3 separate regions of the Homo sapiens genome follow, and all the other regions are linked to region 2. Evidence: read pairs that join two places in POLR2A ChIA-PET (ENCODE). Cell type or tissue: HepG2. All regions are shown on one strand. Links, peaks and the distances in the headings refer to the core of each region. The heading gives the core; the rest is flanking DNA.

Region 1 (10,911 bases), core at 5,411-10,410, 52 kb after region 2:
TTTGATGCCATTGTATCTGACATCATTCTAACAGGATCAAATTGAGCAACAACAGCAACCTAAAAATGAGAAAGCATGGCTACTTGGAACAAGGTACAAACTAAATATTTCTGGGCAACATTATTGATGTCTAATGCCCATTAAAGTTAAGAAATTTTATTAAAGGTAAAGCCTGAGAGGAAAGGGCAGAAGAAATATTAATTGGTCAGTCCTAGAGATCCACAAAGGAGTTAAAACAAAACAAGACAATACATATAAGACAAAATATTAAAATGCCTTGGCATATAGTTATTTGCTAATGATTGAATAATTATAATTAATTTCAGAAAACAATTTATCTTTCTGATATGAAGTCACAGGAAATCTCATATAGAAAACCTTACATATTCAACCAACTTGAAAGTCACAGAAAGTAAAAAAAAATTCACTTTTTGACCATTAGCAATTTATGGTTATGGTAACAACCCCATGAAGTTTCCTAGGAAGTTTAACCTGATTGAACTGGATCTAGAGCATATAATTCTTGGGTCAAGTGTGTTGGCATTAGTGAACAAGGTGGGTGAATTTCCTTTGTACCAGGCAACTAGATTTCCAGGGACTGCTATAAACCATTGTCCTCCTTCTACTGAAAAATTGCAAAGTCATTTTAACCCAAATGCCCTTGTCTTTTATAATTCAAACCTGCATCTTAATGAAAAGAAGTCACTAATTTTGTAAATGATATGCACCATTAGTAACACCTGCCTATTAATTCTGAAAGTCAAGAATTAGCATGAAGAAAATGGCATTCTTAATGCCATTTAAAGACTGTAATAAAATAACTGAGGGTTGAACATGCTTTAATTATTTTAGGTTTGCTAGCTAAAATAGCTTACATCACAGTTCTAAATACTGATTATAGATAAGAGATAACAGCTATTTCCTCTTTCAAAGCATTCACAGATGGAAAGAATTCTAATCATATAGACTGTAGTTATCAAAGTTATGTTTTGAACAAGAATGTGTTCAGTAATAGTGACATTAAGTCTTGTACCCAGAAGGCCATGATATATAAGTTGAATAACTAAAATTTTGTAGGATCCAGGATTACCAGGACTTACATTCCTATGCTTTAAATTTATCTTTATAATCTTTTTTTATCAAAGAAGATGATGATATAATAGTCGTATGCATTTATGCCACATCTATACCATCTCATTTAGCTAGACTTCCTTGGTTTGAATCAGTATAACATTTACTAGCTGTGTGACTTTGAAGAAAGCACCTAACCTCGGTGTCTCCTCTGTTTCCTCTCCTATAAAATGGGGATATTAATATTGCCCACGTCATAAAGTTGTTGTAGAAATTGAAGTAATACCTAACAGCATTTAGAAGAGGGCTTTACACTTAGTAAATAATAAATTTGAACTCACATTATTGCAAACCTATCAGACAGATCCTATTATTCCCATTTTTCAGATGAAGAAATAAAGCTTACGGAGGTTAAGTAAATGACCTGTTTCCAGTGCCGGTGAGTACACAACCAGCTTGTACCAGGTTGGAAGGACACCAGAGGCCAAGTTCTTATCCATGATTCTGTGTTCCCTCCAGCAACACAGGAGGGAAACCAAGTAGTCCTTTCCTATTAGCTGGGAAACGGTGTCAATGAAGATTTTAGAGATTTTGAGTTGAAACAACCCCTTCAAGTTCAAAACTCTGAAAAACTACCAAGTAAAACTATCACATTTCCTAAGTTCTTAAATTCTCACCCTTGCCATCTACCATCCATTTTCATCTACTTTTGCTTACTTTCACTAGGCAAAGTGATAGGAGGCTTTTATTTCTCCACAAAATAGGTATTTTCTAAAAAACTGTTTTTAACACATTTGTTGACTGTGGGATGTTTCCAAAGGGAGGCTCCTATGCCAAAGAAGATTATCTTGCTCGAACTCCACCAGGTTTTTTGAGGACAGTAAAATTCGTAGACTAGATGTAGAGCCTCACTGTTGTAAATGGATACTATCCAGCTAATAAACTCTAGGTGATATAGATATAGTTAAATCTTGGGAGAGCTTTTTAAAAGGTGATGATAAAGTTCTTTCAATACACTGAGAAACTGGAAATGGTTCAATATAATCTAATTGCTCCCAGGAATGAACAGCAGTATCCCCATTTGGAAAAGTTAAATTTTATATAGCAGATGTCATGAACTAAGCCCCAGTAAGAATGCTATTAAGAGCACTTAGAAACATTTTTTTTAAAAAAACCACCCATGAAAATTTCCAAATGAAAAACACCTGTTTCCTAAGGGCTTCTAGCCGCCGTGCTCTCTCTTTGTCTTCATGAGCTTCTTGAAGGGCCACTTCCTTTTTCTCCATCAAACGCCTTTCCAATAATTCTTGTCTATATTTAACCCTTTAAAAATAACACAGAAGGAAGTTGTGGAAGCATCATAATAATATTGGAGATTGTACAGAAAACAGCATAGGGGCAGAACACATCTCAGAGGTAACAGCACTGTCACATTTTTTTTTTTACTGATTTCTCAAGTCCAAATCAATAAAAGACACTCATATAAAATGCAATTTTTTTTTTTTTTTTTTTTTTTGAGACACAGTCTTGGCTTGAGTGCAGAGGCACGATCTTGGCTCACTGCAACCTCTGCCTCCTGGGTCCAAGCAATTCTCCTGTCTCAGCCTCCCGAGTAGCTGGGATTACAGGTACCCGCCACCATGCCCAGCTAATTTTTGTATTTTTAGTAGAGACGGAGTTTCACCATGTTGGCCAGGATGGTCTCAATCTCCTGACCTCGTGATCCGCCTGCCTTGGCCACCCAAAGTGCTGAGATTACAGGAATTCATAGTAATTCTAATAACAACCAGAGAAATACAGGAAAGCGTGGGAGTAAAATTCAGTTCATCTCATTCCTCATTGAAATCACTTTATTAACTCTCAGAGTACCCACTGGCTGCCATGGCTCTGGCTAACCTGCCCTGAGAGGTGACTGGCTCACTTTCAAGTGAGCTATTATAGTGGTCTCCCAATGAGAAGCTTTAGCACACCTTGGGTTGTTAGAAAGTTTACATTACTGATTAAATATACAAATTTTTAGAAGGAAAAGTAAAATAAGCTACTATAATAATATGTCTAAATTATTTTACTTACTAGAACTTAAACTTTACATATATTGTCATCTACATTCTCACTTTCTGAGTAGGTGCGTATGTGTGTTAAGCAACTTTTAAAATTGCACTTTGACATCTGTAGATGGCAGCAAAAACATGACTTTCCCTTAGCATTCTATTTCCAACCCCCTTAAAATCATCGGCTATTAAAATATGGCCCACTTAAATACCAGCTTAAAGCCCTGAGCTCCTTGGCCCTCCTCTGCTGCCTTTTTTGGGCAGCCTCCCTTGCCATCTCCTTGCCCAAGCTATACTTCTACTGAATTATAGAGATGGAATTCATCCTTTCAAAAGAGTAGGCACCTGGGTTCTCAGGGGAGTATTAGCTCTCCACCTCTGCCTTTCATCATTGAAAGATTTAGCTTTCTCTGTGGCATCAGTCACAAATGTCCTTTACCCTTAGTGTGCACACCTGCATTTTCCAAGGTGGAGACACCTTCACTAGACCTTTTACATTCTGGATTCTGGTATTTACTGCGTGTTCACCCTGCATCAGGTCTTGTGCTAAGTGCTTTATATGTTTTAGGTCATTTAGACCTCACAACAATCACATGCTGGGTTGCCATTTTTTAATTCCATTTTATGGATATAAAGAAATAGAAGCATAGACATGTGATCTTAAGAGACGTACAAATAAGAGCCACTGAGAATTTGGAGAAAGGTGAGATGACCAATCACTGCACTGTGGGAGGGGCTGGCTAAACTTAGCAAGAGCTTCACGGAGGAGGCAGTATCTGAGCAGGGTCTTGAGGATTAGGATTCCAGGCAGAGACAGCAAGTGCAGGGCTGGCATCTGAGAGTGGCCCTCACTTGCCTTGACCTAGTCATGGAGGCCACGAGAGGGGAAGAGCTCAGGGTGGCAAGAACAGAACAAGTGAATGATGAGTGACAGAGAAGCCCAGGCAAGTACTGGTGGCTGAGGCTGCAGCCACAGGGTTCCCTTAGGAAGACATGCTCCTGGGGAGGAATACCCCAGAAACAGGTTGCTCATGAGTCTGTCATGAAAGGAGAGACACAGGAGAGGAAAGGAGGGAAGCACACAGTGGATCCTTGTGGAATACAAAACCCAGAATGAGATTTAGAAGGAAAATCCTAACCTCCTTTGATGGCCATGAGTGTTCTTGCCAAAATCAGGAGTCAATATAGTCAAGACACATAGATTAAAGAGCCCACAAACCAGAATGCTCCCTTTCTCTCACGCCTCCATGTCATGGAAAGCTCTATTTCTCATTCTCTCCACTTTCACTAAGGCATGACATGACACAACCTCCCTAATGAGGTTCTACTCAATTTAAGCACTGAGTACAAGCTAAGTGAACTACTGTGAAGGTTCAATTAAAAAATACCCTGGGATTTGACAATTACCATATGCTAATTCTCAGAACCTTTGGAAAGTTTCTCTTCCTTTGGGATATATAGGTTGCTTTGTCTGCAACAAAGTTTTTGTCTGTTTTGTGGAAAAGTAATAGTTGTTACAGTCAGGGGAGCTTGACTAGTGAGGAAGAAATTGCAAATGAGAGAAAGGCATTTGTACTTGTGTGGTAGAGAAGGCTGACTCATCATTTACTTTGAGGCTTATTCATTTATTTAACAGGTATTTGTTGAGCACCTGCCATGCATCAAGGGCTGTGTTAGGCACTGGTGATACAACGTCAACATGGGAGACATGCTCCTGTCCTCGAAGAACTGACAATCCAATGTAGATACAAAGACCCAGGCAATTATGATACAGGGCAGCTTGTGCTCTGATGGGACAATGGGGCAGAGACCATGGGAAAGACAGCTTTCCCAGACTTGGGGCTTTTAGGGCAGTATCTATAATAGGAGGAAGTACTCTGAATTTAAGATCCAAAGAAGGAGCAGGAATGCACCAGGAGGGGAGAGAATAGAAAGAATGATTCAGACAAAAAAGTAGCATTTGAAGGCCCAGAGGTGAGAGTGAGCAGGTATGTCTTAAAAGACATTCAGAATAACCAAAAATGAGCAAAATAAGGTGCAGAGGGCCAAGAACTGAAGCTAGAGAAGCAAGAGGGGCTGGACTGTGGGGGTTTTGAAAGCATGAGAGGTTTTGATCAGGGAGAAGTATCTGCTGTGATATGCAGGATGGGTTGTTGGGAGGCAAGACTAGAGATGAGCAATCCAGATGGGAATGGAAGGCCTCCTGATCTAGGATGGGGGAAGAGTACTCATAGGAGGTTGGGAAAAGATAGGGATTTAAAGGACATGTAGAAAATAAAAATCAACAGAAAGTTTTCATTTATTTTATGGGAGAGGGAAAGAGATAGAGGAAATTTTCTCTTACACAGTGAACAGGGGTGTTCCTCCCTAAGACTGGGAACTCACATGAGAAACAGGGAGGTGAAAGAATTAAGTTCAGTTTGAACACAGACCTGTCTTCACAAGATCTGGGCTGGAGAAATACATGGGGAGTCTTTACCAGTAGAACGGAATTGAAGCCACAAGGCAGATGCCACCATCTAGAAAAAGAGTGTAGAGTAAGAAGAGAGGTAGGCCTGGGATTGATTCCTAAGGAAACAACACTTAGGAAAGGGAAAGAAGGAGAGGAAACCATTTAGGGAAGTGAGGAGGATAAGTGGTCCTAAGATGTTAGGGAAAATGGGGTCAACAACATCAAATGCTACAGAAAGATCAATTCTAGTGCAAAATAATGATTGGGTTAAACAACAGGGAGTCATTGGTGACCTTGGTGAGAACATCCCACAGAGGTGGATGAGGTGAGGTAAGGCAGTAAGAGAGGGCATGGAGACAAACAAGTCCTGCAGCAAAACTGATGCAAATGGAGAGGCGAGAGACAAGGCGGAGCTGGAGGGTGCACAGAGCCGACCACAGTTGCATTGGCTCCAAAGTGATGATCAAGGTTACTCTGACTGCCTGAAGGATTGGCCATGAAAAAATTTCAGGACTTAGGAGACACACTCAAATTCTTCATTTTTACAGATGCTATGGTTTAAACTCAATAATACTTCACTTAAAAAAGGAGAAACTCTTGGTGCTTCTTCTACTCTGGATAGAAAATTTTCTTTGCCTAAAGAGAAGTGATGCAGAAAAACTCCTGGGAGGAAGCCAAATACTCACATATTCATGGGGAAAGAAAATAGCAACACAGTAAAGTCAATCATTTGGAAATTTTTCCACATAAATACTTTTAGCCACTTGAGGTAGCAGATTTTCTCCAAATTAAACTGTTGCTATGAAAGTCAATGTCAGGAAGTGGCTAAACTCAATAGTTTTTAAGTTGTGCACTGAATTCCCAAACAGAAACCGTCTTGGGTTCATTTCTCAGTCTATTATATGCTCCCTGAGTCTACAAAGGTTGAAAGTGCTGCAAAAGAGGCATTTTCGACTTCTCTTGGGGGAGGAGAAGCATCATATTGTTCAAAAGCAACAGCTGCTGCAGAATCCGGCACAGCACTAACAATAATCTGGAAAGGATTTTATTTAAGCCTCCAGGCCTGAGTGTAGTTGAAGGGACAGTATGCTTTCATGTAGAAATGGAGAATTTATGTATCATTTATGAGACATTTTAATGTGTGCACAGCACTCTAAGAAATGAGTATACAAATGCAAATGTTTGGAAACACCTTGATCCGTAGTAACAGCTTCCCTGGGCTTCACTGAAACTTCAGTGAGAACCGGGCAAAATGATAAGTACCAAATCTTGATCTCCCTTTTATCTGGAGTCACAGCTAACTTTCCTCTCAAAAGAAGCTACAGCCACCAAGGGGGAAAAAGACTTCTGACAAATGGTCAATAGTGGCAAGTTCTACAATTTAAAACAAACAAAGAAACAAACAAAAAACTTAAGCAATAAAATGGAGCATAAAGACGTATCTTCATTAGGGTCTCTAACTAGTATGGAACTCCCCCTACCACCTAACATTTCAGGCAAGTAATTTGCCCTACTGAATTAAAGGCAGTTTATAATCAAACTTGCTACTTAGTGTTTAAGTCATGTGGCTTAGTCAATATGCAACAAGAAATCTTTAAACAGGCATGTGCTGGAGGTGCTACTATCAGGTGTTTCAGTGGCAGCATCACGGGGAACCTGTTTCTGCCTGTTGGGAAATTCATTTTTGGCTCAGATTTTACTCAGGAGGTTGTTCTTCCTACTAAGCAGAGGGGACCCCTTCATTAACTACAGGTCACCCCAACAGGGAAGAATGTGCAGATCAAAGCAGGCAGGCCAGGTGCCAACACGTTTCAAGTGGAGGGGAGAAGTCTGCCCAAAGAAAAGAATGGAAATTGCACAGGAAGACATTCACATTGAAAGGCATCACTCCTCTAACCACACGGGCTGGGAGTCTCCACTCAGTGGGGATTCTGGCTAAGGGCATAAGCAAAGACCAATTTCTGCAAACAGGAATGTGAATCCTGACACAAGACACTGACATCCTGGTACAGATTGGCATGAGGCAAGAACAAAGAAAACTCACAGGGTCTCTGCAGAATCAGAAAAGATGAACCCTTGCCAGCCCCAAACAGAGACCATTGTTCAGCTCAGAGAGCTTCCTGGTTCCTTTGTGAAGCTATTGGAACCCCATCTTTTAATTGATTAATTAGTTAAATTAGTCAACATAGAGTTACTTAAGCACCTACTATGTGTCAAGCACTGTTCTAGGTGCTCAGGTTATAATAGTGGGGGGAAATAAAACAGAGGAAAGAAGTCCCTACTCTGTTGAGTTTACATAATTTGTGGTCTGTTATGTATAAGCATGCCTAAATGAACACTGTAGTAAAATCACAAAATTGTTCTTAATAGTTTTTGAATTTATTCATAAACTTCCAAATTACAGAGCCCCTTTTCAGATTGCTACAGAATCATGGTTCTCAATCACTGAAACTTGTAAAATGACTTGCAATGCCAAGGCCTCGCTCCAGAATAATTACATCAGAATCTAGTAGTCAGGCCCAAGTACTGTATTTTGTTGAAAGTTCCACTAGATGATTCTAATGAGCAGCCTGGGATGAGAACCAATGCTACATAGCTTAGTCATTCTCAAATGAGCGTACATCAAAATCACCTGTGTGACTGGTTAAACCTCAGACTTCTGGGCCAGCTCCAAAGTTTCTGATTCAGTAGTTGTCAAGCGGAGCCCCCAAATCTGCATTTCTGACAAGTTTCCAGGTGATGCTGATTGTGCTGGTCTGGGGACCACACTTTGAGAACTACAGCATAGATAAATATACAGATTAAAAGGACTTTACCTGACTATTGTTATCAAGACAAAACCAGTTACAAGTTACTACCTAGACAGGGCTTATTTCTGTTTGCCTGTGCTAAACATTGCAGTTATATGCCTCAGGACTGTTCCAAACTAGAAATTCTTGCTTGGTATTATTGACATTCCAGAGCAGGACCTTTCAACCCCATTCTTTCCCAGCCCCTATGGCCCTGACACACATGGATGACAGGTTCTCTCAGAGACCAGAGCCTTCTCAGGCTTGGATAAGTGCTGGTGATGGGCAGTTGCAATAATGGCTATTACTGAACCTCTTTCTTTCCCTCTGATGGACAAAACACTGGTGTATCCTGATGACAGCTGAAAACCTCAGGCTACTGGCCGATATTTAAAGGGTCTATTCAGTAAAATCAAAGGAAGAGGAAATAACTCGAAGGCGTCTCAGCCTTTAAATAGAGATATGAACCACCTTCTTTGAGAATTATTTCGGCAGCTCCAAGGGTTGGATATCTTATCACAATGGAAGCAAAAATCCATAAATAAGAGCACATTTTCCTGTTGATTTTAATCAGTTCTAAGCCTGCTGTTTGAGTTCAGGTGAGCTGGAAGTGAGAGATACAAACAAGGACTTCAATCTGGGAGTCCCATGTTGAAAGGAGGACAAGCTGTGAAGAGAGAGACACTGGAAGAGTGTTGCAAATATCATATTAGCTCATTCCCCAAACTAATCCAAAAAACTATTTCTGCCACAACTTATTTATTCTTCTTTTTCTGAACCATTCCTCTTTCTACCTGACCTTCTGTAATCCTTTTATATCTTTACATATCTTCAACATTTTCCTCAACTACTCCTTTCCAATAACATTCCAAATGGGGCTCATTGTTTATAGAGAATTTAAAAATAATAAACGGACAAAAACCTTTTTAAAAAATCACCATGCCCCAATAGTTTAAATAATGTTAGTGATAAAATACTTCCTCCACTGGAACACTCAGCCACACCTGACCCCATTCTCAGTCGCTGCTTTCAATGATTTGCCTTAATTGAAAACCAGTGCTTCCCAGGTGCCACTACTTTTATTGCAACCTCTTAAAATAGAGGGTACCTGCAGAGAGGAGGCTGAGTTTTTCTGGCTCCTCAGTGACAATTCCAGAAAGTTGTACACATTGACTTTGGGATGATACCATCCTGTCTGTTCTATGGTTCTTGGAATTAACTACTGACTGGCTGGGTCAGTGTCCAATATTTACTCAACTCTGCCCACACAGTCTCTTGATTTCCAGCACCATTAACTCCATCCCTACTTCAGCAAACTTTTCCTTAGACTGAACTTAGAATTGTCATCACCTAGAACTGTTCCCCTGCCAACACCTTGAACTGAGGATTCCCGTTATATGCCTCCAGGTCTGGGGTCATGGCATAGACTTAGAAAGGCTGTATGCTGCACAAGTCTAGGAAGCGTCATTCACATGGATTGCCTGTCACCCTTCTGACACTGTCACCCATTTAACCTTACTCAATCTGTGACTTGAGCTTAGCAAGATTTCCATTGTTCAACAATATTTATTAGCTTAAATTAATAACCAACCACCTTCCACGGTTCTTTTTCCTCTACATATAAATTTATTCAAATCGGGTAGAGGGATGTATCTCTCAACTCTGCCTCCCTTTTCAGATACCGTCTTTTTTTCTTTCATTCCTTTTACTGCAAAATTTCTTAACTGAGGAAGCCATACATTCTGTCTCCAGCTCTTCACTTCTCATTTATTAACTTAAATACCATTGAACAATGGAAATCTTGCTAGGTCCCAGGTTAGGCCTTCCCTCCTGAAATTTTTTTTCTAGTTTTGCCTTTTCTCCCAGGCTACAAGAACCAGTCAGGCTTTATCTCATTCTCTCCCCAGCTTTGGAGCCCTGGGTCTATCTCTTCAAAGGCATTGTCAACAGCATCCTTTAATTATCTTGCCTTTTCTTTCTCATCTACCCTGCCAATATCCAACTCTAATTCTTTGTTGAAATTATTATGTACTAATGAAGTTGATCCTTAACTGGACATTCAACACTGCTCCAGAATTATTTATTCTCTCCCCAGCTGCTTGATGTTCTCCTTGAATTTCTACATCATGGCTAACTCTCCCTCTTAGTGGAGAACCTCACCTGCTCCACTGAAAAGAGCATTCATTTCCTCAATATGCTTTGCCGCTTCCAACCTTGTCAAAACTCATCTTCATCCATCCTTTGCTCCTTAAATCTGGGCTCCTAATCCTATAAATCTAGTTGCTGCTAGGATCTTGCTCCAGAAGTGAACTTCTTTCTTTCTTAATTCTTCAGTCTCTCTCTCTCTCTAACCAACCACCTTCCATGGTTCTCTTTCCTCTACGTACAAACTTATTCAAATGGGGTGGAGGGATGTATCTCTCAACTCTGGCTCCCTTTTCAGACACCATCTTTTTTTCTTTCATTCTTTTTACTGGAAAATTTCTTAACTGAGGAAGCCATACTTTCTGTCTCCAGCTCTTCACTTCTCATTTAGTCCAAACCATCC
Region 2 (10,911 bases), core at 2,827-7,826:
AGCCTTCTGACACCTCTTCTGTTCCTTTAGTACACCAGATGACTGGATAACCAATCAGAATTCATACTAAGGTGATGGCTTATAAATACCAAATACTTACATAAACAAAGGTCTTCTAGAGAACCATTGTACTAACTTAGATGAATTACTCACTGAGTTTGGACCATTGCAGAAACAGATCTTTCTAGATCTACTTAGCACAAGGAGGCCTTGGGTCCACGTGGATTACCACTTATTATCTTTGCAGTTAGTATTACACATCTCACCCTAAATCTCACCTCCTCAAAAAAGTCTTGCATGACTACCTACACTCACTCACTCACAATGGTGTCATTCTATTTCATTTATCTGCATCACATTTACCACTACTGACTATATTTCCAGTCTGTTTATATGTTAACTTATATATTATTTCATGCATATTAGTGCATAAAGGCATATATTGATTATTTCTCTCCATTAGTGCCATAAGAACAGGGACCTTGTTTGTCATTGCTGTATCCCCAGTACTTAGAATAATGCCTGCCATATGGGCTTTCAATATTTACTGAACGAGTGAGTGAATGAAAAAAAAAAGGGCCACTAGACTCTTTTTGACTATGGAAAATGGCCATTGCAAACTTTAACCTTTATTCCCCAGCCATATAAGTGGCTTAGAATTGTCTAAAGGACTTAGGAGTATCTCCTAACTGTCCACAAAGGGGGAAATAAAGCCTTAAAGTCAAGCCTCCCTTTGCTCTAAGGTCTATACAAATATTTATTTTGCTAGATCTACAACCTCTGGGTCTGTCAACATTTGATAGGTGGACAAACTACCTATAATAAGGCCACTGACACCCAGAAGTCACTGTTGCTATCCTGATCTCATTATTTTAGAAAAGAGAGTTGGGAATCCAATGCTGTTTTAACAAAGATTCAGGTGAAGGGAAATAGTGGAATTCACCCAATTATTCCAAAGCTAAATTTTCAGCATAATGTAAACCTGTTCAATGGAAGCACTGTGCAATGCTCAATAAATGCATTCTCCTATCACTTTATAATATGCACATATCTGTGTCTCTCTTAAAGCAAAATCTACTTTAATTAAGCCCCAAACATTCTGATGAAAGATGATAATCCTCTTGTACTGTGAACTTGTGGTAAGTATGTTTAACTTGTATTCGTGTTTTAAAGACAGTGCTGCCTTTTGACACAGGCTTGCCTGACAATATATGAAGCCTAATATTTGTCTACGCTTAGGTTCTGCTTAAATCCTCTTCTATGTCTAGTTGTTTGCAGCACTCACAGTGGCTTTTCTTTAAAGAATTCAGTGTTATTTCCTTGGACAGACACTGGTAACTTAGGGAAATATTTAGTCTTTATAATATTACCTTAGTACAGTTCAATGAGAGGGAGCAGAATCTTGACTTTAATTCCATGTTTATATTCTTCTGCTGTTCCCAACAATGAAGGATATTGGACTCTGAGAACTGCATGAGGATCATTGATAAAGGTAAAAAGATACCACAAGGATTAAAGGTTATAATCAGTTTGGAGCTAGAGTATTTCTTAACCCTAAAATGGAGATAAATCCAGATTTTGAAAAATCTTTAGGCCAGGGTACAAGGAGACCAATTGCAGGGCTCTTCACCTTTACAAGAGAAAAACTTCATTCTGTATGTATTCTACATGACTGTAGCTCAGGGAGGTTAAATAACTTTCCCACCTTCTCAGAGCTGGGAAACAGGTGAGCTGGACTTTGAACCCAGCTTGGCTGACTCAGGCAGCTTTGCACCCTGCCTGCCATTTCTTGCCAGCAGCCTCCGTGTGGACACAACATGTTCATAGTCTCTGGACGGAAGAGCCAAAATGTGCACCACTAAAAGTCAATGCAGATTTTTCCATTTTAAGTGTGGTGAGCAGATAGTTGCACCACTGCCACAAGCAAACCCTAAGGGCTGAGCACATACCAATTGACTTAGTGATGGGATCAAATAAAACATTAAGCAGATACTTATTTTATAGTATGCAGAGCCCTCATTTTGCCAAGAAAATCAGTCATTGTAGCTGGAAAATCAGGTATAAATGGTATATAATTCACTTATTACTTTTACAGGGACAAGATTTTTACAAAGGTGTCTTTTTGCTTTTTCACATATTTTAATCAAGGTCAGTGTCTATAGTTTTGTTTGATTCATTTTAATTCCACCCTCCTAGCCTCTATTCTACTCTTCCCTTCCCACTGCCAACAACTCACACATTAGGGATCATTTAGCGCCATTGATTCCACCCTGTCTGTGGTTGTCATTATTTGTGGCCCTCCTCTCCCCTGCTATGACCCCAGGGAGGCTATCTGGATTCCCCTGGTGAGCCTCTCACCCCCACCTCCAGTAAGTACACAAGGCTCCATCGTCTACCTATCCTGTAGCATCTCTGGTTAACGGTCCCACATCTGGCAGAAGCTCAAGTCCTCGAGATTACATCTGGACCTCCTGGAGAAGACAGCAGGTTTTTGAACGAACCAAATCATGTGAGGCATGTAAGCTGAGGATGTGGACTTGCAAGAAGCCTTTGAGATCTAACCTGCTCCTTGCTCAGAGGATGAAATGAGGTCTAGAGAGTGTAATTGACCTGCCTGAGGAAACAGACTAAAACAGAGATGAATTAGAATAGACATCTCCTGTCTCCTGATCACCACTCTCTCCACTATTCCATAAGGTGCAAAAAAGTAATATATTCATCTATCGAAAGATGACCTGTACTGCCTCTATTTAAAAAAGCATTTGTGGCAGCTTTCAATGAAAGAGGAATGCATAATAATATAATTTAAACAGAGGTAAAAAAAAAAATAGGAGGCATTTATTTAAGGAAATAGATAGGAAGGTTTTTTTTTGTTTGTTTTTTTTTTGAGACAAGGTCTCTGTCTGTAACTCAGATTGGAACACAGTGGTATGACCACAGCTCACTGCAGCCTCCACCTCTTGGGCTAAAGCCATCTTCCCACCTCAGCCTCCAGAGTAGCTGGGACCACAGGTTCATACAACCACGAATTTGTGTGTGTATGGGTTTTTATTGTTGTGGTTGTTGTTGTTTTTGCAAAGTCGAGGTCTCACTTTGTTGCTCAGGCTGTCTTGAACTCCTAGGGTTCAAGCAATCCTCGTGCCTCACCCTCCCAAAATGCTGGAATTACAGGCATGAGCCACTGTGTCTGGCTAGAAGTTCTCAGTATTAAAGAGGCCACCCAGGAGTACAATACTTAATTTAAACACTTAGATTGAGCTCTGAGTTTCCTGGAAGCCAAGCTGTAAACAAAAACACTGCATTTGGGAGGCCGAGATGGGCAAATCACGAAGTCAGGAGATCGAGACCATCCTGGCTAACATGGTGAAACCTCGTCTCTACTACAAATACGAAAAAAACCAAAAATTAGCCGGTCATGGTGGTGGGCATCTGTAGTCCCAGCTACTCGGGAGGCTGAGGGAGGAGAATGGCGTGAACCCAGGAGGCAGAGCTTGCAGTGAGCTGAGATTGCACCACTGCACTCCAGCCTGGGTGACAGAGCAAGAATCCGTCTCAAAAAAAAAAACAAAAAAAAAAAACCACTGTGCATTATACAGCCACCATTAGCTAGTAAAAACATTTGCGGTTTGTCACAAAATCTTGATCCAAATGTTAAACTTAAATGAAATTATCAGCTATATTATAATGGGCAGTGTCGTTGATAGCACCTTTATAAAAGGTATGGGACAATTCTTCATAGGTATAATGAATTGGTTCTAATTCAGCATTGTTTGGGCACCCAAAGAACTGGGGTCCAGGTATGTATATTTGTGGTAATGATGATTCAAAGATAGAGTTTAAAGTCTTTGAAGCAGTCATTTTCAAATATTAATGTAAAAATAATTTAACTGGGAAGATGTTTTCATGCAGATTCACTGCGCTTTCCCAACACCCATCCCCAATTGTGATTTAGTATGTCTGGAATAAAGCCTAAGTATCTCTGATTCTGATGCAAGAGGCCAGTGGAGCACATTTTGAGAAACATGACTCTAGAAGAACAAATTGTTTCTATGTCTCTTACCATTGACCAGCCCCTTTGAATACAAATTTTCCCCACCTTGTTTTTAATAAGCAGCCAATAGCCTGAGATTAATGTTTCAGCGGAGATACAGGAAGTGCAAAGACTCTGGGTTGTTGATTAAAAAACATTTCCTGTGCTTTACATACCAGGCATATAGGGAGCAAAGGTAGTGTTTGCTTAATAAACTCAAACCCTTGAGGAGCAATGGGGGAGGGTATGAACATAACCAGGAAGAGGTAGAAGAAAGGCCAGGCTGGGAACTCCAAAGCTAATCTTTGCTGCTTTTCCTTTTTCCAAAGACCAGCCCTGTTTGACTTCTGCTGTGCAATGGGCATTTGTGCCCAGCCCTGCTATCTTTGCCCACTGTTCATGGGAAAACCTTGTTGAAAGTTCATTCTGAATCAGAGAGGTGGGGTTAAAGTGGTGGTCCATAGGGGTGCGTGGATTCCTAAGGATTCATGAGTGAATTTTCAGGGGCCCTGGGACCCCTGAAGTTATACACAAATATTTTGTGTGTATTGGCAGATGTGTATTTTTGTGTGAAAAGAGGTTCCAATTAGGACTTTCATCAGATTTTCAAAGCAGCCATAAATGTTCCCAAAGGGTTGACAATTACTGGGCAGTCCTAGTTCAGCTCAGGGTGCATCCAAGCTCCATGTTCAGGTCTGTGTGTTCCCAGAACATTCTAGCCTCAGGTCAGTTCACTGACAATCTCCTTGGTGGCAGCTGGGTCACTAAGTATCTCTTCCTCCCCAGCAGCCACCCTCCCTGCCTAATCTGAGGATTTTGCTAGCAAAGCTGTCAGGCTTAATTTCAGCAAATTGTTTTGGGTAATTAGTCCCTTTTAATTGCTCATGGAAATAGTAATTTTAAGTGACAAGATTATTATATGCTGCTCGCTAGTGGATTCTCCAGGGTCAAGAAAACACCACTGAGATTGCTATAACCTGTTCTTTTCTATCTTTGGCATTCCCCTTGAAATCCAGAAAAGACATTTAGTAAAGTCGGTTCCCACTCTGTAAAAAGTATAGAGCACTGGTTTCCTTTTATCCTTCTGCCAAAGTGAAGGATTAGAGAAGGACTTTCAACTTTTCTGTGCGACTGCCAGCCCATGTCAGGCTTCACAGATTTGCTGATCATTAACTTGAAAAGCTGTGGGAAGTTTCTAGCTCTTCCATTTGCTTGTTTACCTGTACAGCCAAGTTGCTTTACAACTGACTGAGTTTTGAATAAATAGGGTCCTAGGTGATGAAATATTTGCCGCAGCTCAAGTTGAATATTTTCATTGCTTTTCACGTCACTGAACAAGAGGGTCAGTCTGACCGATGGGTCAGTATAACCGATAGGGCAGGATTGCCTAATGGTTCACCATGTGCTAGCTCAGGGGAGGAGTGGATGGAAGGTAGAGAACTCTTCTCTCATCAGTTTAGGAAGCTAGGAGTTGATTGGCTCTGACCAGCTGTGTAATACTGGGCCATTTGGTTGATCATTCTAAGCCCTCATTTAATCATCTGTCGAAAGAGGACAAAAATAATCCTAGCTCAAGGAATAGCTGTAAAGGATTAAGTGATATCATAAATGCTTGGCATGTAGCAATAACTAAGTCAAACAAAAAAGATACATGGATTGGAGAAATGTGGAGAAACGCATGGAGAAAACATTTCTAAACTGATACATCTGATAAGAGGTAATACACAGAACATACAAGGAACTCAAACAACTCAATAGCAAGAAAACAAATTAAGAAATGGGCAAAGGATCTGAATAGGTTCTAAAAGAAGACATACAAAAGGCCAACAGATATATTAAAAAAAACACTCAACCTCACTAGTCATCAGGGAAATGCAAATTAAAACAATGGCGAGGTGTCGCTTCACACCTGCTAGAATGGCCATAATCAAAAAAGACGAAAGATAAAAAGTGTTGGCAGGATGTGGAGAAAAGAGAACCCTTGAATACTGTTGATGGGAATGTAAATTAGTACATCAATTATGAAAAACAGTATGGTGGTTCTTCAAAAAACTAAGAATTCCCATATAAGCTAGCAATCCCACCTCTGGTACATATCTGAAGGAACTGGTATCAGTGTGCTGTAAACAGACATCTGCTCTCCCAAGTTTGTTGCAGCATTATTCACAACAGCCAAGATATGGAATCAACCAAGTGTCCATCAACAGATGAATAGACTTTTAAAATGTGGTATATATACACAATGAAATACTACTTAGCCTTTAAAAAGAAGGAAATTCTCTCATTTGCAACAACATGGATGAATTTGGAGGCCATTTTGTTAAGTGAAATAAGCCAGGCACAGATAGACAAATACTGTATGATTTTACTTATATGTGGAATCTAGAAAAATCAAACTCATGGAAGTAGAGAGTAGAATGGTGGTTACCAGAGTATAGGGGAGCAGGATGGGGAACGGAGAGAAACTGGTCGAAGGGTGCAAAATTTCAGTTACAAGGAGGATTAAGCTCGAGAGATCTATTGCATAGCATAGTGATGAGAGTTTGTAATAACGTATAGTGAAAAATCTTTAAGAGAGTAGATTTTAATTGTTTTCACCATAAAAATGCAAGTATAAGAGATGATAGATATGTGAATTAGGCTAATTTAATCATTTCACAATGTATACATATATCAAAACATCACATTGTACCTCATAATTATATATAATTACTATTTGTCATTTAAAAATAAAGATAGCATGTACTATTATAATTACAGTATACTACTTCTTCCCAAATCTAGATCTTACAAAGAAGTCTGGAGTAGCAGAGAGGTCAAAGAAATAAACACTACCCTCATGCCCAACTCTCTCCATGCCTTCCAAGTTTGTTAATACAGACACATCCAATCCAATCACATATGTACTGAAATCCTTTTTTAAATGATGCAGATTCAGATGGAGATTATTACACCGTTAGCAATTCAAAGTGGCTAACACTGATTTCAATGTGGGTAACCACATTCCTTGAAATCAAAGATTTGATATGAAACTGACAATAAAGAATTCATATGGAACTCAATTTTTCTTGCTGATGAAACCAAAGACATTGCCCTTGTGACAACTTTTCAAAAATAAGAGTTTCATTTTTTAAAAAAGACTTTTGTTTTTTTTCCTCCAGTTTCCTATAAGATTTCATTCTCATTCTTTAGAAATCAAATGCTAATACATTTCCTCTTTCATGGTGCTGCTTCTTACATTTAAGCATTTCATATCATGTTTTTTCCTCTCAAATTTCATGAGAGCCAGTACTCACGTTTATTGGTATTTCCTGAGGTCAGCGTTCTATATCTCTTCTGTATTTACTTTTTTCTTCAGCAAGGGCTGCAATGCAGCAGGCAAACTCAACCATTGCACCAAGGAGAAAAATGTCACCTTGGGAATTACGGCTAGTTCTCCAGTTATATCCTCCCGTAAAAGACCCTCCTCTAAGAACTGGAAATAGGATAGAAAGCAGGAGATGGCATATCTCAGATTGCAAAGCTTTCTCCTTTATCTTGAACATGATGCTTTCCTGAGCCTTAATCTAGTCAATTGTGGAGGAAAAGAGGAAGGAGGAGTGTTCACAACAATTTTAGTTAACTTATTTAAATGAAGTGTTTGGTGGGATTCCACAAAAATATTGAAGACCAGAAGGTTCAGTAGGTTGCATCTACATTACAACAACAACAACAAAAATACACAAAAGTACATGTGCTAGGGATGCTGGTGTGTTTGGCTAATGCTTCTATAGAAAAGATGAACCCATTCATTCCATCAGTTGTGCTAATTGCTCTTCTAGCTGCTGTGGTCTGTGTGACACTTCTCGACAGACTCGACTGTGATCAGATCAACTTGCCTCATGATGTCCTGGTGGAGTACCAGCAACGGCCTCAGCTCCTAATCTCCAACTTCATCAGACGGCGGCTTGGACTTTGTGACTAGACGTCCTAACTGGGCAGCCCAACCCTCCCCTGCAAGTTTGTAGCTCAAGTTGTAATGTGAAAGTCATATTTTATTTGTGGCATTTTTATATAGTTCTCATCCACATGCTAAATGGAAAGACTTTATGAAATCCTTCTCTCTTAAAAAGGAATTTATTGTAAAAGAATACTCACACTAAATTAAATTCAAATTTCATTTTAGAATAAGTTAACTAAATCAGTCTAATAATTAAAATTTTAAAACTCCTGGATTATGACATTTGGAGTTTCATATGCAGCATTAATTAAGCTCACATCAAAATAGACCAGCCATTTGCACATAGTTACCAGTCACTCTGTTTCTGAAACCAATCCAGAAATTCATGTTAGAACATTGTCAGGCACTTCTAGGTATTGGACAAGTGACAGAAACTGATCATCCATATTCAAAATATTTACAGAAAAAAGTGTCAGTGAAATGTAGGTCTATATGGAAAAGTTACCATTAGGAAAATATGGCCATACTGCTTTTTTACCCCTGCACTATTTCAGTGCACCACAGAATAGGATTCGAGATTTACATATGCCTGTTTGTGATTTTATCTCAGAATATAACAACTCTGGATTACATTTTCCTCTCAACTGAAAACCCTCAGTAATGCAAAGAAAGGCCTTCCTTTTTCTTCAGAATCACAAGTGACTAAATTGCCTTCTAGCCATTTTTTCTTGTAAAAAAAGTGTTTTGAGGAGGCTGTATTTTTTATTCCATTTCAATATTAACCAAATAGGCTGAGAAATTCATAGCAATTGAATTAAGACTTGAGTTCAAGATGTTAAAGGAATCCTTTTGTATGACTTGTCCAGACCGGCCTATTGCCCTACCCGTTTGATTCTCTGGGAGGCATGGTGCTCCTCCTGGCTGCACATGCTCTCTGTGAACTGATCGCATCTTGGGTTCTTCTCAATTTGACATACTTGGGAGTCGGAATGACTGGATGGGGGATGGGTAGAGGATGACTGGCACACTTGTATAGTATGTAATGTTGTGTACATATTATTTATATGGTTGTGGCTCAAATAAAGTTTAATTCCAACACAGTACAGATTATTTGGATCCCAGAGCCATTGTCACACATGACCGAATGGAGGCTTGGGGCAGGAAATAGGTCCTAGGCCGGTTGAGTCTGAATTGGCCTGCTCCTGGGTGGGGAATGTCTTTCTCTTTCAAGCAATGACAATAAACAAGAGGTATTTATCATCACCAATAAACAATCCCCCAAGAGGTACATTGGTTTGTGAACTTCTTTTTGGCACTAGAGACACTTTAAGTGCCATTTTTAGGGTATCTCAATAATTGACCATCAAATTCAAAGATCAGAGCTAAAAGCAAGCTAGAATAGCATTGCCGTCATTTTCTGATGGGATTTTTACTTTGTTTCATATTTTTTTAGACCATGTAGTGAAAACCACCTCAGAGAGGCTTCAGTTTGAACTTTTATCTGCCTGCTCCTGGACAATCTTTTTTTTTTTTTTTTTACACGGAGAAGGAGAGGCTATGAGAGGGAGAAGAATGAAATAATTACAGTTAATCTTCTCTTCAACTCCTGCAAGGAGTGTGTGCGCACAGGTGCATGCATGCATGCATTTATGTCTGTGTCTTCCTCACTGGTATTTTCTATCTCAGTAAACCATATCACTTGCACAAGCCAGAAACCTGGGAAACCCCTGTGATGATTCTTTCTCCTTAATTTCCACAGCCAGTCAATCACTAAGTCTTATTAATTGATCCTCCTAAATATTTCCCCAGTCTGTTCATTTCCTTCCATCTTTTTGGCACCCATCCTAGTCCAGGCCACCATGATCTCTCCTCCAGGTCACTGAGGAAGCCTCACTCCTGATCACCCTGCCTCCATTCTTGAAGTTTGATTGGGTTATTTTCCTGCTTCAAAGCCTTCACATTGGTCTTAGAATGAAGACCAAAGCCCTCTGTGCAGCTTAGGCATTCCTGACTGGGCCCAGCTTGGTAGCCCAGCTCACCTCACCCACTTCTTCCCCTTGTGTCTGCCCTCCAGGCACATCACCCTTGGTCCTTCAGTCTTACCCAAGGCACAAATTCACAAAGGCACAATCCCTTGGGAAGGACTGCCAACAGATCCATCCAATGGGGGTGCTTAGCTGCGGGGACAAGTGGGACTGAGATCCACCCTGTCCAGCTAGCTGTGAGACCTGGACAGGGTGAATCTCAGTCCACCCTGAGCCACAGTGACTGAGAGGGGCCTTTTCCTGATTTATACAATGGTGTTATATGGGATAGTGGGAACTCTTAGTGCCAATGTCCCTTCCCATTTCAGAGCCTTTTGCTGTCTACTCTCCCTGAAGGGCCCTCGCTTAACTCATGCTCATGGTTTAAATCTCAACTCAGAGATCCCTTCCCTTAGAAAGTCTTTCTAATCCTCAAACCAGATTCCTTCCATGCTCACCTGTAGTCCCCCTCCAGAGCCCCCTCGACTACTTCTTCAAAGTATGCAGCTTGCAACTATGTCATGATTGGGGTCATTATTTAATTAATGCCTACTGTCTACACTATAAGGTTCTGGAGAACAAAGACTGCACATATTTTATTTGCTTCTATCGCTTCAAGCACCTAAAACAGTACCAGACACATACTAGGCACTCAATAAATACTTGTCAAGTGAAGAATGAATCCTTTTCATAGCATTTCCCTTGTAAACTCTCACTATAATCTCACAATCTTTGCAAGACTCATACTTTCCTTATTCAGTCCTGGTCAGCACAGCTCTCCCTGGCTGTTCCTCCCACTACATCTCACTCTGTGGGGAGGAAAGTCCTCTGTACCATCAGTGTATATCTGTGGCAGTGTCTAGAACCTCTTGTTTTCTCACATACACACAGCTTTCCCCTCTGTCAAAACCAAGCCC
Region 3 (10,911 bases), core at 775-5,774, 59 kb after region 2:
AATGACTTTGATATTAGAATATTTTTTTTAAATATGTGTCTTCTTTCCAGCAGTAATTAGATACCAGAGCCAACTGCCTATTATGGACACACCTAGATTTTAATCATTAAATCAGTACTGGGGAAACTGGCTAACCATATGCAGAAGAACAAAACTGGACCCCTACCTCTCACCATATATAAAAATTAACTCAAGATGGATTAAAAGCTTAAGAATAAGAAATCAAACTATAAAACTCATAGAAGAAAATCTAGGAAATACTTTTCTATACATTGGCCTAGGCAAAGCATTTATGACTAAGTCTTCTAAAAATGCAACAAAAATAAAAATTGACAAGTAGGACCTAATTAAACTAAAGAGCTTCTGTGCAGCAAAAGAAACTCTCAACAGATTGAACAGACAACATACAGAATGGGAGAAAATATTTGCAAACCAAGCATCTGACAAGGGACTAATATCCAGAATCTATAAGGAACTTAAGTCAACAAGAAAAAGAAACAAATAAACCCATTAAGAAGTAGGCAAAGGACATCAACAGACACTTCTCAAAAGAAGACATGTAAGTGGCCAACAATTAATCACCAGAGAGATGCAATCATTAATCACCAGAGAGATGCAAAACAAAACCACAATGAGATACCATCTCACACAGGTCAGAATGGCTATAATTAAAAAGTAAAAAACAAAAATAACAGATGTTGACAAGGTTGAAGAGAAAGGGAACACTTATACATTGTTGGTAGGAATGTGTACTCAGTACACAGGTACTGAGTAAAGAGTCAGAAAGAGAGTGAGAGGAATCTGAAGATACCATTTGAGTCACTGAGGCAAGACTCATGCCCTGGATTCCCATTCTTGTAAATCAATTCATTCCCTTTTCTGCCTAAGCTAGTTTGAGTTAGGTTTTGTCAGTTGCTTCTGAAGATTCCTGACTAGCAGACACATCTTCTATGTGTAAGGAAATCTGTGTCTTTTTGTCCTCTATAACAAGAGGACATGTATCTAGCTGTTCCAAAGGGTAATCAGTTCTTTTCCCAAACTGATGGTCCATGGAATGTTAATTTCCCACAGGAAGTTAACACGTATACTATAAAAATGTGTTCAAGTAAGTTTGGGAAATACTAAGATAAACAAAGTAAAATAAATTTATTTATGGCAGGAGCTTTCAGAATATTTATGATAATATGGTGGAGTGCATTATGAATCTCTAAAAGGAGGACTTAGTGTGCTTATTGCTCAGTTATCTGATAACAGAAACCTTTCTCAATAGACCCAGTTTGGGAAATAATATTTACCTTTCCATAAGCAAGCAAGAATGGTCAAGTAAACAAACTGAATGGCATAGACACATAGACACTTCCTGCTTTGTATTATAGTTTCTGTTTTCATGTCTTGTCTACTAGACTGTATACTTCCTGAGTCTAGTGGCTATGACTTAATCTCCTGTGTATCCCCAAGAACTAGCAGAGTGCCTAAAACACAGAAGATATGCACCAATAAATGAAAGAAACATAGAATAAATGATGAGTGAAATTAAAAAGTGATGGAAAGCATTCTATTGAATATCCTAAGCTGTAGGTAAATAACAGGACACAGGAGTTGGCAAAATAAAAATGTAAGAATAAATTAAATATACATTATTCCTTTAAGCCTGTCTAATTAGTCAGTGAGTATGTCTTTGTAAGATATTTAATCATTTGAGAAGCTGGAAGAGAAATTGAATTACTGGAGAACAAATCTAGTGTCAGTTCCTTTTGAGAATAAGGAGCCATGAATGCTAAAAGCCAAACTGAGGCATGACATCCACGACCATGATACAGACTTGCTAGGATCATGATTTTGGAGGGACAGCACAGGCAGAAATAATGTTGGCTTTCAGAAATTATTTATCATGAACTGAAATTTAAAAGGCCACCCAGGCAGATCAGCATTTATTTGCCCAATTGCCTCTAATACATTCATTTATTCAGCACATTTATACAAAGTGCCATATATGTAAATGTATAACAATCATATTTCTGCAAAACAAACCAAAAACCCAGAGCAATTAGAAACACCTATCAAGTAGACAAAGGCAGAGCTTACATCTGGATTTTGAATACTTAGAGGCACCTGTCACTTGCCATCATATGAACTCACTAACAAAAGACATCTGCCATTTGATACTAATTGGGTAATTTGCACAGTGACTCTTGAACTCACAAATGGTTTATGGTAGATATAGTTTAACTCCACAATTAATATGTATTGCATTTAAAAAATCTTCATGAGGCCATATAATCATTTTAACAGTTGTGTAAGAAGGGAACTTTTGTTGAGGGTTTACCTCATAACATTGGAACCTTTCTTTAAATTCTTATGCTAATTTTGTTTGTAAAGCAAAATAATGCTTTTAAAAGTAAGAAAATGATAAGCATGGGTGATTAGTTTTATTGGAGAGGTTTTTTTCAGCTGAAAAATTCTCATAAGACACATAATTCCTGATGCCCAAGGTTTTCATAAATGTGTTTTCAGAATCACAAATACTAAAAGAGGCATTGCTTTAGTATTGAGCTTTAAAAAGACATGCTAATAAAATATACCACCGTGTTATCAAGTCATAATATTTCGGTCTAGTTCTATCTATTTTTAACTTCGGCTACTTATTGTGAGAACTGATTTTAATTGGTCCTCGTTTTTCTGGAGATAGACATCTGTATGATTATGATGATGGAACTGGGTTCCCTTCTTTAGCAGCACTGCTGAACCGAGAGGGCACTGAGACCACAAAAGAAACCACAGTCTTCTCCCTCAAACAAATGATTTAAGTAAATAAGATTAATAAAACATGGCTTCTCTAATGCTGTTTGAAAAATCCCCATTACATTCTCTTTCTTCCTTCCCAGATCTCTCAGAACTTCTGTAGAAAGCAAACATCAAAAGGACCAAAGGTTTTTGTAGTGATTCAGCCGCCCACAGCAAAGAAGTAAACCTTGATTTTCTTTCAGCCTAGGAAATGATCAGCGAAGAGGCTTCACAAACAGCCTCTTTAACATTTGAGGTTAAAAAAGAAAGTCAGTGGAGCAGAACAGTTATTTTCACAAACGCCTTCGGGGTTTTTTCTTCTACTTTTTAAGTAACCCTTCTAATCCCCCCAAGTAAAATATTTTCATTAGCTAAAGTTTTGGCTAGGCATTTTAAACATGCTTTAAAAAAACAAATGATAAAATATATTTATGTATTGGGTGTGACTTTTTCTAGTGCTTTTTTCCTTTGGCTTTCTCAAATGCTGATTTCCTCTGGCTATAGAGTTTCAACTAGCTTCTTTGGTGACTCTGCCAAGTCACACCTACCTTAGCAGTTTCCGTTTTGTCTCAGAATTCAGCTTTTGGAATTGAGCTCCGGAATCACTGTTCCTTTTTTTTCTTTGGAGACAGACAACTCTACAAAGCAGTTCACCCTAGAGTTCTGCCAAGTGAACCCTGGTGTTTGGATTTCAGGAGGAGAGCCCATCTCCAGTGCCTACTTGGGGAACTCTGTTACCTACCCTGTAGTTTTTTCAGGTGAGATGCCAAAGGTTATGTTCAAGAAAGGCAAAGAGAGAGAGATGTGTTGCTTTCATCAACACTCAGACAATAAAGTCAAAGATAGTAAAATTAATTAAATTAACAGGGAACCAACTTTACTGGAAAAGATAAAGCAATAAACTGGACAGAGATTCAGATGAACTTACAAATAATATGTAGATCACTGATAGCCCCCTCTTTTAAAGGAAACATGTATATATCTTCTCGCCAGCTTTATTCAAGTATGGACAGAAATAAACCTCAAGAAACCCTGTCTTTTCCCTTCCTACATTAAGCTAGAGATGTCCATATGGGTCTCTCTTTGGATATCTCTCTCAAAGGAAACAGAGAAATTGCTAGAGGAGGGTCGTGGGCCAGAGAATAAAACAGGCTTCCAACAACTCACGATTTGTAAACTTTAGTCGGATGTCTGGATTATAATTAAATCTAAAACTTGGAAAGCAGCTGGGGAAGGGTAGACAGGCTGAATGAGAAGTAGGGCAGGGTTTACTAAGCAAATCATGGTGTAGGAAAAACAGATAGCTAACTTTTATGAAATTTTATTTTAATAAAGTTTACAATGGCCAAGCGTTGGCCATCTAGACACAGCTAACAAAGGACACCAAGAGGTGGTTGTGTCTCTTTGTTCACATTCTACACAGAAAGAAAAGCAGCAGCAGGAGAGGCTCCTTAGGAAAAGAGCTCTCTCCCTTCATGAGAACTTCACAGTAACAGAGGTCAGGAAATAAACAGACCTGGCTCTCTCATGGGGCCTAACCATGACCCCAAACAGTAAACCCAAGGGAAAATTCCACTTAGTCCAAGTTAAGCTGACAAAGTGGTATCAATATTGCCCATTAAGGATAGGTTTATTTTCTCTGACCTAAGCTGCTTGGCAATCCCATGGTCTAAATAGAAAAAAAAAAAAGGCTATTTTATTTTCTCTAAAAGCAATAAGCTTATGTCCAAAAGATTATAATTTCTTAGAGATATTGTCAACCCTGTCAATATATGAAAGGCAACTCACATTTTCTCTCCAAGTGACTCAAATTTTAATCTTTATTATCCTTTCCCAGATGTCACAACTCCTCTCTGCCAGATTCCCCATTATTTCAAGAGACAAGAATATTCCTTAAGGCCTCCTTTTGAATATACATCTTTCTGATATCATGTCTCTGGTTTCCCTGAAGACTAACACATCAACAAATCTATCCTGTGCCTGGATTCTAGGCTTTGAAAATAATTGTATCAGTTTAGCCAGGCACAATCAACATTTCTGTCTTATGTGCATTCTTCAATTCCAGCAGAATGTCTTGTTTGCACCGCCCCAATTCTATGCATAAAAGTGTTGATGCAGAAATTGGCATAATTGTGAACAGAGACAAACCTTTCTGCAAATAAGACAACTGTCACTCATGGACCACAGGAAGACTCTATTCTGAGACTGCTCCAACATAACATCAGCTATGGAAGTCCTAGGAGGGTATGGCTTGTGGAGTAATACCCTGATTAGTGTGCACCAAAAGCTCACAGTATTTTTTTTTAAGCATCAAAAAGCCTTGCTCCTCTAGAAACGTTTAGCGCATTCAAGCCCACACACACTCAGATAGTAACGATAATCCTTTCTTTGTGGGATTTGGAAGAGCTACAAAGAATAAAAAAAGCCACAATATTTTGACAAAGTGATGCATTCTTCTCTAGGTATAGTTGATGGAAACTTTTGAACTTTCCCTGTTCAATTGATAAAACATTATAAATGCAAGAACATTGGAGTATATAAGGCTTTATAGGAATACAACAGATAAAGACACACACTTATTAGGTGTATATGAAGTACCTTATATTTTTAAAATAATCCATTTGCATAAAAATTTACAATTTTACATAAGGTATATCTCCTAATGCTATCCCTCCCCCCACCCCACAACAGGCCCCAGTGTGTGATGTTCCCCCTTCTGTGTCCCAATGTAAATGATGAGTTAATGGGTGCAGCACACCAACATGGCAGATGTATACATATGTAACAAACCTGCACGTTGTGCACATGTACCCTAGAACTTAAAGTATAATAAAAAAAAAAAATTTAAAAAAATTTACAGTTTAAAGGGTATTCTCTGATACATTATCAAGACATTTAGTATAAAAATAAGTTATTACTCAACTAACATTTAAACAGCATCATTCACTTTCTCCATTTCTGATTAAATGAGGAAGGGTGTTGGCAATTTTTTTAAAATTTAATAAAAATTTCTACCCTCCTGTTTCCAAGCAAGATTTGAACTGATATTTAGTATTAAACACAGGTAAAACAACAACATTAAAAATCAAAGACAAGACAAAACCAAGTAAAAGGAGTAGATATTTCCAAGCAATTGTAACAAGTTAATTGTCACAGTTGGGCCATGAATTTGCCTTTCACAGGCGTCAGCATTTGCTCACCAGATGGAACTACTGAAACTCTGTGCCTCTTTAACAGGGTGTTTCTAGACCTGTCTCACCAGCAGGGGCCCTGGATTAATTATACTGTTGTATTTCTCAGAAAGCGGTGAGTAGACCAACTGCACTGGAATCAAGGATGCCTATTTTTAAAATGAGGATTCCTGGGCCTGCCCTAGGCTCTCTGGAGGTAGGGTTCTGGAATTTGCATTTTCATATTACCCATCAGGTGATATTTTTGCTCTCTAAAGTTTGGAAACCACTACCTTCCTGGGAATGGTGTCCATTGCATGGGAACTATAGAAAACCCAGCAACAACGAGATAGAAAATTGTTATAGTGACCAGCCCCTTGGATATTGCTTTATGCTTTGTTATTTCTGCCCTGTGCAGGTAATATATTGAAATGCCTGGTCCACAGTTCACTTGATTTTTTATTTTGAATGGTCCCATGTGCTTGAACTCCTCTGACTATTATGTTATTCTCTTTCCAGCATCCCATCCCCCATCTGCTCATCCACACTTTTTTGGTTCCTGCCACAAGCCCCTGATAATTGTGCATGTCCCATAACCTGCTGGTTACTCCTGAGCTCACTTTGATAGTTCTGCATGTGCTACAGTCTCTGCTTGTCTCGCTGGGATCAATTCACTCCATGCTGGTCCTGGGTCCATCTGAGACCCTCCCTACCCCAGCTTCTAGCCATCAATGCCTACATATGGACCTACATTGGAGAAATTATCTGTTCTTTGTTCCTGAAAGATATTTCCAGTTCACTGGCTTTATTGGCTTATTCTGTGTATTTGAGGTATGTATCTTATGCTTTTCCCACTTTCTACACACTCTCAGACACAGTTAATTGCCCCTGCTCTTTTCCATTTCCCCCCATATATTCATTGGCTTATATTATTGTCTTATGATGTGCCTCTTACATTTGACAATTTCACATGAAGGCATATCCAACATCTGGCCTTTAAGTTTATGGTCCAAATTTCTACACTAAACTTATGAATGCTTCAGTCATATACTTGGGAATTCATCATCGTTTAACATTCATTTACCCCCAAGTAATTTTGTTTGTTCTTGTTCCCTGTGAAGTTTTGCGTTTTTGCTAAAAATTTACGATAATACTTCCTGCTCCTTCTCTGTGGAATTATTAAGGCTCCTGTCAAAAATATTTTCTCCATTTTTGAGAGGGACCCATTGTCCCTAGCTCAGAGCCTCCCTTTTTGGTCACAGACCACTCAGGAAATCATTTTTAAAAGAGCATGGACAGCACATTCTGGCAGTTTTCTATGGTTATGCTGCTTCCAAAGCAATCTGCATGAGTCTTCAGCAACCTGCAAGAAGACAAGATAGAAATATCACCTCCACATTCAGCTCCTTTAGTCTTCTACTCAAGACTTCAAAGTGTTCAGGATGCCTCCCACTTTTCTTCAAATTGATCATACAAGCCAGGACAAGTGCAGAGTGTCCAGTGGGCGCAGGAGGCTTAGGATCTCACTTCTGAATTTTGGAAAAGTTTATCAGGGGAGGCAGCACAGCAGATATAGCACATCAGGTCTGTAACACAGGCAATTCCATAGCAATCCATAGGGAATCACAATTAGCTCCTCATGGGACTTACTCACATGATTTCTTCCATCAGCTGGGGTGCCTGTAAACCCCAGTCATATGCCAGAGCCACTTCATACTAGCTGGAGGGACTGAGCCAATTGTTACATTTTGGGACCTTTGCAAGCTAGTCGTTAAACACAGGCATTATTAAATTATGTAAATTTACACAAAATCAATTATATTAAAAACAAAGGTAACAAATACTAAAAACTCACCACTTTTTAATTATTTTACTGTGTTTTACTATTATCTATGCTCTTGAGATAATTTATATCTACTAAATCTGTATGGCAGAAATAATATATGAGAGTATGCCACTGCACATCTCTTCCCATCTCTGTGTTCAGTAATATCAAGTTGGTAATTTGAAATAGGCTATGGTGGGATATTTACACCACAGAAATCAGCACGTGCTGAAAATCAGGATTTAACCAACCCTCTTCTCCTCCCCCCAGCCAGTTGTTAAATATGTCCAGTGCATTATTTGCTGTGAATCCAGCCCATTTAGTATTAAGATGGAAAGTGCAAAAGTACACCATGGTTATGGGTCAAATTTCCCATCTTTACTTAAAACTTTCTCACTGCCCCCAATCTGCTTTCCTTTCGATATGGTCCAACATGTCTCAAGCCAAGGCCTGTGGAAGCACAACCTATATCAAATAACTTACCTGAATAACGTTCACACTGGCCCTCCTTTTTAAAATCTTCAGAAATTCTTTCATATAAATTTTACGTCTACTTTTTCTCTGCTCAAAATCCCTGCTCTTTTACCTACATTGTCTCCTATACCCTACTCTGCACTTGTGTGTCTATGTGTTTATATCTGTGTGTTTATGTGTTCATATCTGTATGTACTAGATAGTAGCTGGGCAGTTACTTCTGATTGACTAACTTTAAATTAAAATATCTGTAATTTAAGCCCACCTTAGTATCTACTAAAACACTGGAAGGTGAGATCATTAACTGTCTTAGAATCAATACTTGAGTCCTTAAGAGGGAATTCAGGAGGTTAGCAAACATTATTAAAAGATCAGAAAATGGATTCAGGAAAATCTAAAGAAAGTAAGACTCTTTATGTGGCAATGATAAGGCTAATGGGGAACTGAAAGTGATCATGGAGAATGATTGGGAATTTTATACAGAGAAGTCTTTGTTCTCTGTTTCCACTCACAATAAGTCAGGACAGATTCAACTTACAGCACTTCATCGAAAGAACTGTAGAAGAATTCAATGAGAGAAAATTATCTGAAGGTTTTATTTCTCCTAAAGTTTTTTTTAATCAACATTTTAATCAATGATCCCACAGAAGCTGAATTTGAAGGTAGAGAGTCTAATTACGAAAAAGTCACTCAAAAATATAGTCAATGGAAGATGGGATGTCTGAGTTGTCCCCACAAACAGATATGGACTCTGGCTTTCTAATATCCTACAAAGTTCTAAGCTTAATTGAAGATCTTATTTACTAAGGTTACCCCAAGTAAAGTATGTGTATGGTTAAGGGATAAAGATATAAATACCTAAGACACATGATACCAAATCTAACCAAAGAAACATCCTGTCTAAAACCCCATTTCTGATAAAGTCACTGAAGTTATTTTGCTGGAGAGCATAAGAGAGCCTCTAATAAACAACTTCCCCTAATACTTCATGAGGTCCTTGTGTTTGTCTAATCTCATTTTGAACCAATTTATGTATTAACCTGCTATGCATAATTTATGTGCAACCTCCTGGTAATTACTTCCCTATTTTTTTATTGCCACTCTAATGATAGATACAGTTTCTATACAAGTTTCTTCCAGTATCCTGGAATTTGCTAAATCTCTGGGTATATATTATAATATTTTTGGAATAGAAAAGGTAAAAACCACTAAATGCATTCATTAACTGGTTAATGCAATTAATTCTAATGAATTAATCAATTAATTCTAATGAATTAATCAATTAATTCAAAAAGTCAGAATTAACCCTATTCAAGCTCTACAATATTTAAGGCTTCCAGGGACTTTTGTAATTTGGTCTCTACTTATCTATTTAATCTTTTCTCTCACCACAACCTTTGCCCAACCTACTCCAAACACTTCAACTATAGTAAATTACTAAATTACTTTCAGTTCCTCATGGAGATTTGGCAGGAGGACATTTCCTATTTCTGGAAGGCCTTTCCTTCTACTAAGAAAACACCTGACTCATCCCTGGCACCCCCTACCTGGTTTAAGTGCTACTTCCGTGTGTGTCCATAGCACTTTGTGCTTCCCTTCCCCAGGATATCTGAATATCTCACTTGGCCTTCAGGTTCTTGAAAACAGGGACAGTGTCATTTTTGTCCATCATTGTATCCCAAGGTAGTAGACACTCAATAATAATTATTAAATGTGTAAACCAAATAAGTTGGTGGATTTTAAATAATAGTATCACTGTGTTCTCAGACTAGAGGCCAGTGTATCAACTCTGCACCTTTGAAGTTGAAGTTGAAGAATGGCCCAACTTCATGGTCATTATATTCATTTTCTGAATCATGCCAGGAATCATGAAGTTTCCCAAATGCGAATTCATGATGATTTTACACACACGTCATTTCATGCCTTTGTTTTCTTTCCTAATGATGCCTGGGATTTCATTGGACTTTTTGGCTGATATCTTCAGAGAATACTTGAAATGGCTTCAAGGTCTTTTTTTTTCCAGGTCGGAAATAATTATTTGGAATTATCATCCTATAAGCACAGTTTGTAGGATAGAAAAATCAGAAACAGTGAACTGAGTTTAAATTTATCTTAAGTTAGATTCTGTATGTTACCAGCAGCACAAATTTTATCTCTTTGTCAAACAGAGCTGAAAAGCTATTGTAAAGTTCAAGAACATCTCCCCTAAGGAACAAAAGCAGAAGACTTCTGTTATGATGAGGGAAATCAAACAAACCTTGATTCTGAAACAGCTTTGTTCTCAGAAAGATGACTTTTTAAGGGAGGAGACCAAAACAAGAGTGAAAAACCAGAGGCAGGGACCTTGGGACCAGTAGAGATTAGTTAAGCATAAAGGGATCTGCTTGAAAGGTATGTATAGGCTTGATAGGGAGAACAGAAGAGTGTCATGGCAGCAAGGTATGAATTAAGAAAACATGTCTTGGTTTATAAGAGATTTTACTTGGTTTTATTCATCTGCTCTAAGGTGTATGATACTTTAAGCTTGGAAAGTAATTTTCTTATAGTTTTAATGAAGACATTTTGATATTGCTTTTTTAAATTTTAATTTTTATTTATATATTTTTTTGAGACAAAGTCTCATTCTGTTGCCCAGGCTAGAGGGTAGTGGCACCATCT

What was found. Peaks named below come from ENCODE experiments on the same cell type or tissue, not always from the same donor. Only the 100,000 strongest peaks of a DNase experiment are listed, where the experiment ranks them.
Region 1: POLR2A ChIA-PET joins it to region 2 with 14 read pairs; 2 of 35 experiments call an interaction of 5 or more read pairs at or near these places.
Region 3: POLR2A ChIA-PET joins it to region 2 with 14 read pairs; 2 of 35 experiments call an interaction of 5 or more read pairs at or near these places.

The regions. Positions count from the first base shown.
Region 1 is chr2:158,176,603-158,187,513 of GRCh38, forward strand. It overlaps CCDC148 (coiled-coil domain containing 148), which reads right to left. Exons shown (of 14, transcript NM_138803.4): 12 at 2,277-2,394; 13 at 1-59. CCDC148-AS1 (CCDC148 antisense RNA 1) reads left to right here. Exons shown (of 5, transcript NR_038850.1): 2 at 1-93; 3 at 1,459-1,510. Among named protein-coding and RNA genes, the nearest start is that of CCDC148-AS1, 15 kb to the left of the region's middle. In HepG2, for the core only: no CTCF peak of the experiment used is centred there; a DNase peak (open chromatin) is centred at 8,529.
Region 2 is chr2:158,126,897-158,137,807 of GRCh38, forward strand. UPP2 (uridine phosphorylase 2) reads left to right here. Exons shown (of 7, transcript NM_173355.4): 7 at 7,852-9,258. The coding sequence ends at 7,994. Among named protein-coding and RNA genes, the nearest start is that of UPP2, 30 kb to the left of the region's middle. In HepG2, for the core only: no CTCF peak of the experiment used is centred there; DNase peaks (open chromatin) are centred at 4,215, 4,705 and 5,255; H3K4me3 peaks cover 1,244 bases.
Region 3 is chr2:158,188,402-158,199,312 of GRCh38, forward strand. The region is part of intron 11 of CCDC148 (coiled-coil domain containing 148); the gene reads right to left. All of the region lies in intron 3 of CCDC148-AS1 (CCDC148 antisense RNA 1), which reads left to right. Among named protein-coding and RNA genes, the nearest start is that of CCDC148-AS1, 27 kb to the left of the region's middle. RefSeq lists an enhancer at 2,975-3,134. In HepG2, for the core only: no CTCF peak of the experiment used is centred there; DNase peaks (open chromatin) are centred at 1,340, 2,890 and 3,380; H3K4me3 peaks cover 1,415 bases.